Linked DNA regions of Homo sapiens: region 2 is linked to region 1. A link is an interaction called in ENCODE POLR2A ChIA-PET data of the cell type or tissue named here. Cell type or tissue: PC-9. All regions are shown on one strand. Links, peaks and the distances in the headings refer to the core of each region. The heading gives the core; the rest is flanking DNA.

Region 1 (4,437 bases), core at 758-3,257:
TTTCCTTATGTATGTTCCTTTATTTTCACATTCTTCATTTTTCTTTGCCTCTATTAAAGGGGCATGCATTTTCTTGTGTATATGTTTAAGTATTAAACATCAATATCATTTGGATATTTTAAGTTTTCTAAAAGTTTATGCTCATGGTACATTAAAAATAACTAGGAAATTTTAATTTATTGTGAATTTGTGTTGCTGTTCATTATAGAATCTTAGGCTGAGAGAAAATTCAGGAAATCGTTTCACTGTTTTTTTGAGCTCCACCAGGTTTCTACCTAAAAACTAACCTTGAAAAAAATGGTATGTATTTTATTTTGAAAGTTCTCTTGGGAAGTAGATCATATCAAAGTATATTTTTCAGGGTTTTAGATAAATATGCTTTCAGTAAAGCAATGATTAAAATCTTTTGTTCTTAAATGTTTTATGTTTTCTTCAAAACATCAAAAAAATTTTTTCTGCTTTAAAAACTCTTTTATCTTTGCAATGACTTGCAGATTAGGCACTTTCTTGCTCCTGCTGTCTTATGTAGATGGTTCTAGGACATATTATAGCTTTTATTCACATGATATATGGTCACATTAAGTTTAAAATATCATATTTTGTGTTAATGTGAGTTGTCTCCCAGATCTCTGTAAATCTTGGTGCAATTTTATTTCCCTGATCATGTAGGGGGTTTTGACATTGTTGTCTTTTGCACTGTATTGAGGGTTTGTTTATTGGCACTACATGCAGTATGTCAGGAGACAAAAGATCTTAATGATGGAGAAAGTCCAGGAACCTATTTAGGCCTAACTCCCTCCCACTCTAAACAGGCAATTTATTTGCCCTCTTCTTCTGCTGGTTCTTCTTGGTAAAATTCAAATCTGACCTGTTATTCTGTTTAAAATTCTGTAATGCTTCCTACCCACCTGAGGTACCAAGTCCCTACCCCTTAGCGTGGCCTGGAACACCCCACACAGTTTGCCACCATCCTACCTGCCCAAGTCTCCTCCTCTATGGCTGTTCTGCATTGCCAGGGAAGGAATATATTCTAAGGACCTGCCGTTACTGATCACTTCTGATTCTGTGAACTTAATGCAGATTTTTTTTTTTTTTTTTTTTTTTTTTGAGCTGGAGTCTCCCTGTTGCCCAGGCTGGAGTGCAGTGGCGCGATCTCGGCTCACTGCAAGCTCCGCCTCCCGGGTTCAGGCCATTCTCCTGCCTCAGCCTCCGGAGTAGCTGGGACTACAGGTGCCCGCCAGCACTCCCGGCTAATTTTTTGTATTTTTAGTAGAGACGGGGTTTCACCGTGTTAGCCAGGATGGTCTTGATCTCCTGACCTCGTAATCCGCCCGCCTGGGCCTCCCAAAGTGCTGGGATTACAGGCATGAGCCACCGAGCCCGGCTTAATGCAGATTATTGAACATTTCTGAGCCTCACTTTCCTCCTCTGTACAGGAAAATGGTATTTCCTGTCTCTCAAAGTTGTTGCGAGCATTAAATGAAATAAGGTGTGTTTAGTGGCCACCAAGGGTCTTTTTAAGTTAACTAAACATGTGGACTCACAAGGCTACCACAGGCCACATTCCTTGCCAGCTTGCCAGCAGGGCAGCATCAAGAATTCCTCTCAGCAGGGGCTCTGCATGTTTGCACAAATGACAGCTCACATACCTTTCTGGGGACTGTTGTCTCCCCACACGACGTAGTTCCAGGTACAAAGCCTAAGCTCCACATCAGGGAGGTACGGGAGCTGCCCTGGCTCAGAAGAAGCCTCCTGCCTTAAGCAGCCAGTATCTCTTGTAACAATTCTTGATATAGTTTGTAGGGTTCCCAAGAAGAAACTGCATTCAGGGAAGGCCAAAGTGTCCTATCAGACATTTACAGCTCATTCATATTTCTTCCTGGTTCAGATGCAGTTTACCAACCAAGGATCATTTTTACCGTAAGCAGTGTTGCCTAGCAATATTGTGGATGCCTAAGCTCTTACCTGGTTTCCAGGGTAACAGAGCTAGGTGGCTAAACCAAAGATCAGATTCTCAAGCAGCAAGGGAAAAGGTTTTTAACCCCTTAATTCCAGTGTGCAACAGACGCAACCAGGGGCTTCACACATTATAGTTATCAAAATACGCTAGTTCATTTCTTCAACAAATATTTAAGAGCTCATGATATACGTTAGGAGCAATGTAAGACAGTAGAAATACAGTGGCAAGGTAAACATATATGGCATCTACCTTCATATTGTCTCTTCCATGATGCCCTTAATTCCTTTCACTGCCTGGAGAACTACTATTTATCTTTCAAAGGCCAGCTCAGATGTTACCTCTTCTCTGAAGTCTGTGTACAATCTATTCTTGTAGCAGTTTGTGTTTATTGCCTTGAATTCATGGATTGGTCTTGGGGATCCATGAATCCCCTAAAGTAATATGCAGATTTTGTGTGCTTGTAGAAATGTACATTTGAGGAAAGAGGCTAACACTTTTCTTAAATATTCAAAGGGATCTGTACTGCTCCCCCGGTGCCACCGCCCACCCCCCCCGCCAACTGCAAGAATTTAGAACCGTTACTCTGTTACCAGCATTTATAACATGTGCTTTTGTTATTTGTTTGTAGGTCTATATTTCTTACTAGAACATGAGTACCTTAAGAGAGACGGACTGTATGTGTTCATATTTTGTGCCAGTAGAATGCCTTATTCATAGTAGACTTATAGGAAATGTACGTTGAAAGAATCACTTCTCAGTATGCTTAACAGGCTCAGCACTTTGATGATACCAATGGTGCAGCATATACTAATTTCAAAGGAAAAGTTCTTCCTTATGTTAAACTAAAATCAGCCTTTCTTGTTTCTAGCTTTGTCCTCTGCAGTTATAAATTGTGTACCCTCTTCTGAACTGTAATTGCCCTTTTATGCAACTCAGTTGATTGGGGAAATCAAAGGAAAATGGTTAACATGGGGGAATTGTTAAAAAAAAAAAGTAGCATTCACATTTTAAATGTTTTAACTTATAACATCTGAATGTACATTAATTTACTAGTATTTGTGTTTTGTTAGAAGGAGGAACTTAGCATATATCACCTTAACGAAGTTATCAAGATTAGCATCACTAAGTTGTGTTGATATGATATATTCTCTGATTTGATGTGATGAGAAAGGTACATTTCACTTCTGTGAGATTCTTTCCCCAAATCCATACCACCAGCCTAATCTTGAGACAATATTAGACTAACTCAGATTGAAGAATATTCTGTAAAATACCTGATCTTTGCAAAAATCTCAAGTGTCTGAAAAATAAGGAAATATTGAGAAACTGTTATAGACCAGACGAGACTAGGGAGACATGATGACTAAATGCAAAGTATTATCATAAATTAGATCTTGGAACAGAAAAAAAGGATATTAGTGGAAAAACAGGTGGAATTCAAAGTGTGTAGTTTTGACAAATCTACCATGGTACCATAAAATAGTAAGTTTAGGTCCATCTGGGTGAAGTGTATATGGGAACTAATACACTACCTTTGTAAGTTTTCTGTAAATCTAAAGTTATTCCAAAATGAAAAGTTTACTAAAATATAGTAATAGAAGAAATTATAGAAGAAAGTTGTTAGGTGATCTGACCATTAAGACACGTAAACCAAAATAAAAGGCAGTAACACCAAAAAAATTTGTAACAGATTAATAAGCATGAGGCTAATACTCTTAATATAGAACACATTTTTACAAATTAATAAGAACATAATAATACCACCCTGGAAAATAGTCACTAATCACAATTCACAGAAGAAACACAGTAGACTATAAGTAGCAAAACTAGATGAATCTCACCAGTAATTTAAGAGTTGCCAGTTAAAGCAGCATTGAAAATACTTTTACCTATTACTAATGCAGAAATGGAAAAATGATAGTATTCATTTATGAAAAGGGTGAGTGGAAGAATTATAGATTGGCACAGCCTTTCTGAAAAGAAATTCACCAAATAGGTGTTGGGTTTTAAAATATGCATATAGTTTGTGCTTATCATCTCACACTTATATAGGATTCTTTCCAAGGAAAATAGATATGTTCATAAATATTCTAACAGGAACATTCATCACAGAGTTATTGATAATGAAAAACTCAAAACCTAAATATCTAACAGTTGAGGGAATCATCTCAAAAGTTTTGATGTACTTATGGAATAGAATATTGTGGACTAATTAGGATTCATCTAAATAAAACAACAAAAGCAAGATATAGTATGTTTATTCACGATTCTCAAACTTCGTGTGATATGTACAGATATATCTTTTGAACGGATGGCAAAGAAATACACTGTCATGTTTAGTTACTTATCTCTGGGTAGTGAGATAAAGGATGATTTTTCCTTGTTTATACCTCCTTGCATTTTCAAAATTAGCTGTAGTGAGTATATATTACTTTTATAATTGGGGAAAAAATTAGCATTGCAAACCTTGTGGTTAA
Region 2 (4,437 bases), core at 1,023-3,522, 130 kb after region 1:
CTCTCAGGAGAGTGCAAATTAATTTCATTATGAGAATTTACATCTTTATTTCAATGCTGGGAATATGAATTGGGAAAAAGCTCTCATTTTGAACTTTCATTTTGTTTCACATTCTTTAGAAAAGGAGGATAAAGCAGGATTTGGAGGCAGAACCTTAGCTTTTCCTTTGGTTTTTTTAAGTGCTCCCAGGTATTCTCCCTCTCTAAAATTATCAGTGTCCGTTTTTAGACACAATAGGAGAAAGTGGCTTTTAATAACCAGTGTCTGACTTCTTAGGGCAGGAAGCTGGGTAGATTAATTGAAACATTCTAAAACTAAATAAAGTTGGTATCGGGGGTCCAGCTGAGCACACACAGGTGTTACATGCAAGACCCCCTAGTTTGTTGCCGTATCAGAAAGTGATTGTACCTTCAGCTGAAAGCATGAGATTGTCCTTAGAACTAGAGATAGATCCCATTTGTATTTGTTTTTCCTGTTTGAAAGTTACACTTGAAATGTACGTAGATGTTATTTGTCTACAGTAATTTTCTTGTAACCATATCGTTAAATCTTTGTCAGATTTGTATTTTCTGCTTTCAGTCAGCAACACAATATTTATTCATTTCAGTACTCACATATCTCAAGTTCAACTCAATATTTCATTTATTGAAGCTAAATAAAATGGCTACATAATTTACCAGTTATTAATGTATTCTGATTGTGCCAGCCTTCAGTGTGAACCTCTGGAAACTAAATAAGATGTGTGACCTATGTTCTTCTATGTTGTCTTACAGCTGCTGTAGTAATAGTAGTTAAGATGTATTAATGTAAGAAGTAGAATATTATTACATACTTAGATGTCAGTAATGTCTAAATACTTCATGAGTCTTGCTATATTTAATAATTGAAAATGCCATAGTGGATATTTTGACACAGATGTACAGAATCTCAGAAAAGGCTAGACTTGGGCAGGACTGGGGTATGGGCCTAGAAATTGGACAGGTGTGGTGTGAAATTGCAACCCTTGTACACACTGGCCACAGGACCTCAGGGAAGATGTCTTATCTGTGTAATAAGAATATTACTTACCTTATGGATATTGTAATGATAAAGTCAATGAATATATGACAAGTCCTTGGAATATAATAAATACTAAATAAATGATTATGACTTTTGTCCCTATGACTATGCCATTTCTAATTGTAAACATCTACTTCAATGACTATTAGAGACCAGGCTCTTATCTCCCAGCCCAGTGCTCTGTTGAACTCTTGTTCAACAAGCTTGTCATATACCTAATATTAGGTATTGTAAAGGATATCAAAGAAGACAATAAGATCAACACTGATATTTGCATCACTTCCTGCTCTACCTGTTGTCACATAGCATGACTAACAGCTGCTCAAGTGTCTGTCTCAGTTTCCAGTGAGATCATAAGTTCCTTTTAAAGAGGATTATCATCTTACACTTTTATAAGGTAACTTGCAACACCTGGAACATTACTGTTTGTAAGCCCAGCTGTTCAATGATAGAATATCTTTAAAAATTATAATTCAAAGAGAGCATGTTGACAAGAAGAAATGGTTGCACCTGTGGTGGGCGGGAGAGGTAGAGTTGGACCAGCTGATCTCTCACTACCCCTCCCACCCCAGGGTTCTGCCATCCTTCAGAAACACGTTCAGTGAGGCAGGTGAAGCTAAATAAGACAAACATACAAAACTTGTTGGCGGGGTGGTCATTTCCCAGTATGGTACTTATTTGTGAAGTCACATATTTAATATTTATACTCGAATTTTGTACAGACTCATACAGGCCCCGTCTGTGATCCTGATGTTTATAATGGAATCTGTAAGAGCGATTGCTTGCCAAAATATTCCTGCTAGCTGCTGCTGTTATAACTATTTTTTCTGTGATCTCCTGTAATCTACTTTTGCCATATTATAGCTCAAGGTTAATGCAACACAACATTATTTAGGCTGTGTCTTAGAGGCATGGAGCTCTAATTTTGGCTGAAAATGACCAAATATACTGCTTCCTAAGCTTTATTACTTTTTGCTAGATCTCATTTTTCCCTATCCCAAGTTATAGAACATTCTATAAAACTTAAAACTTTTTGCTTCTAAAAATATGCCCTCAACTCTTTATTGTCTGAAGAAAAAATGGAAGGGAGAGCATTCCACAGGTTATAAAAGAGAAAAAGGTGGGCAATCCACTCAGGGTTTCAGGTACAACTATAGCAACACCCAGACCTTTGGGATGAAGATCATCCTGTGAGAAGCCAGGGAAATGGAAAAAGTAATTTCCATTATCCTCTCAGGATGAGAGAGGATGGACATAGGTTCTTTTTCATAAGCAGCTTCAGTTCATCGCTCATATTTTCTTACCACCAGCAGGCATTCACAAAGATGTTGGGAAGCAAAAGGTATCGTCTTGATTGCTAAATGGGGAAGTAATAGAACAGCAGTAGATAAGGGGCTCTTTGCAGAATGCTATAAATTATTTTTTCAAAAATGAGTGTGGAAGTCACAGCTTTGTTAATATTGTATAGGATACAGTCTAACAAGGATATCAGTTCTCCTACTCCTGGCAGCAGAAGCCTTTCCTTCAGCTAATGGAGCAGAACACTAATTTGGAAAGCAGAGAGAAAGTAAAGCTGCCCTGCTTGACGCCGAGGTGCCACAGTAGAGTCCACTTTTCCAGCCAACTTCTCCCTACCCCATGTCGTCTGTGTCTGCACTGGACACATTTCCACTTGTGGCACCTTGGAAACCACTGGTCTAATTGCTCTGGTCTCTACCCAATCCACTGCATTTCACTTGGTTTTGCTCACTGACACCTTTAAGAATCTGATAAAAGCTTTGGGTCCTATTCCTTTAAAAGAGTGCATCTGCTTGAAATTTTCTGTGCTGTTTCAAAGCATTCATGGACTGCTCCACCATCACCAAGGCACATAAATTCCTCAGACCTAAGCCCTTTCTAAAAGTCAGACTGCATCTTTTTCACACTAAACAAAATAAAAATAAACAAAAACAAAATATAAGTCTAACCACCTAAACACACTATACCTTCATCATTTTAAATTAGTTTTGGAGGAAACTGAAAGAAATCTAGGTTCTGGTTTTAGCTCTGCAGCTAGTAGCTGGATTGCCTTCAGCAAGTCATGTAAGACATTTTTGGGCCTCAGTGTCTCTGTCTCTTAAACTCTAGTGTTCTGTGTTCAGCTGTAGTCTTCTGTAATTCTGTGAGCCAAAGTGAGAAGTCAGTAGTCCTCTCTATGACCAACCATATGCTGTTTGCATCCATTTATTCATTTTTAGCTTATGAGGGAATGGCCTTTCCTTTCACTCAGGCTAGATGTGAATGTTGTAGTTGATAAGCAGGTCAATATTGACATACTTATATGTAAAAAGACACTTTCTGCTGTTAAGTTTGAATCATTAAGTTCTGGGTTTGTTTTGTTTTGTTTTATTTTGTTTTGATCCAGCTATCCAGTCCTCTTCCTCACATTTCCATCACCTCCATCCCCAAGCAAAAAGTAAACTGATTTATCACCTTCCCTTCCCTTGACTCATTTAAAGTAATACACTAATGCCCTGAGTTAAACTGTATCTAAATAAGTTTGGATGATAGAGGAAAAGATAATGGTGACAGGTAAGGCCCAGTGAATGGGATGCTAATGTAAAGGGGCATCTATGGAGATAATGAATAAGTGGGTCATGGGTAAATGAAGTAGGAGCACAACTCAAGAGAGAAGAGGGGTTGGGTTAGGACATGTGCTACACTTCTTTTACAACCTAGTTATCCTCAGCCTACTTGAAATTAACCCTGTCATTCCTTTTCTGAGAAAAAAGAATTCTTTGCCTGGAGCAGTCATTTCTCCCAGGCTCTAAAACCCAGCCATAATAATGATGCTGCTAAAATTATAATTTATTGGACGTCAACCTTGCAACAGTACAGTGATAGAAACTTTGTGGATTTTAATTCACTTAGTGATTATAACCACCCTTTGGTACTTGTGCAGCTATTTCTGTTTTTCACATGAGGAAACTGAGGCTTAGAGAAGCTAAGTCAGAGCCATATTGGCCTCAAACCACAGAGCGAGAATCTAAGCACAGGTTATTTGATTCTAAAGCCTCTTTTTCCCCACTGGATTGCATAGCCACTGGGCTTTCAGTTAATAACTAGTGAAACAGTCCTGTAAAACTGTCCACCTTAGTGAATCTGCCTGCAGGTAGGTTTATTGTTACTGTGGCTCCTCATCTTTTGCAGGTGAATACCATGTATGAGATCATTTTGGAGGAGAGTGGCATGCCTAGAGTAGAGAATAACCACTGACAAGATTCTCAGGATTTAAAAAAAAGGTTGTTTGTTGTTTTATTTTGATTTGCTTTTTATTGCCTGACACATTGGAGGAACCCAATGAATACATCCAGAGGATGACTACGTGGATGTATGAGT

Evidence for each region. Peaks named below come from ENCODE experiments on the same cell type or tissue, not always from the same donor. Only the 100,000 strongest peaks of a DNase experiment are listed, where the experiment ranks them.
Region 2: POLR2A ChIA-PET joins it to region 1 with 8 read pairs; 2 of 35 experiments call an interaction of 5 or more read pairs at or near these places.

Annotation. Positions count from the first base shown.
Region 1 is chr6:83,044,750-83,049,186 of GRCh38, reverse strand. All of the region lies in intron 3 of UBE3D (ubiquitin protein ligase E3D), which reads left to right. Among named protein-coding and RNA genes, the nearest start is that of UBE3D, 19 kb to the left of the region's middle. In PC-9, for the core only: no CTCF peak of the experiment used is centred there; DNase peaks (open chromatin) are centred at 1,626 and 1,926.
Region 2 is chr6:82,912,754-82,917,190 of GRCh38, reverse strand. All of the region lies in intron 9 of UBE3D (ubiquitin protein ligase E3D), which reads left to right. Among named protein-coding and RNA genes, the nearest start is that of UBE3D, 150 kb to the left of the region's middle. In PC-9, for the core only: no CTCF peak of the experiment used is centred there; no DNase peak of the experiment used is centred there.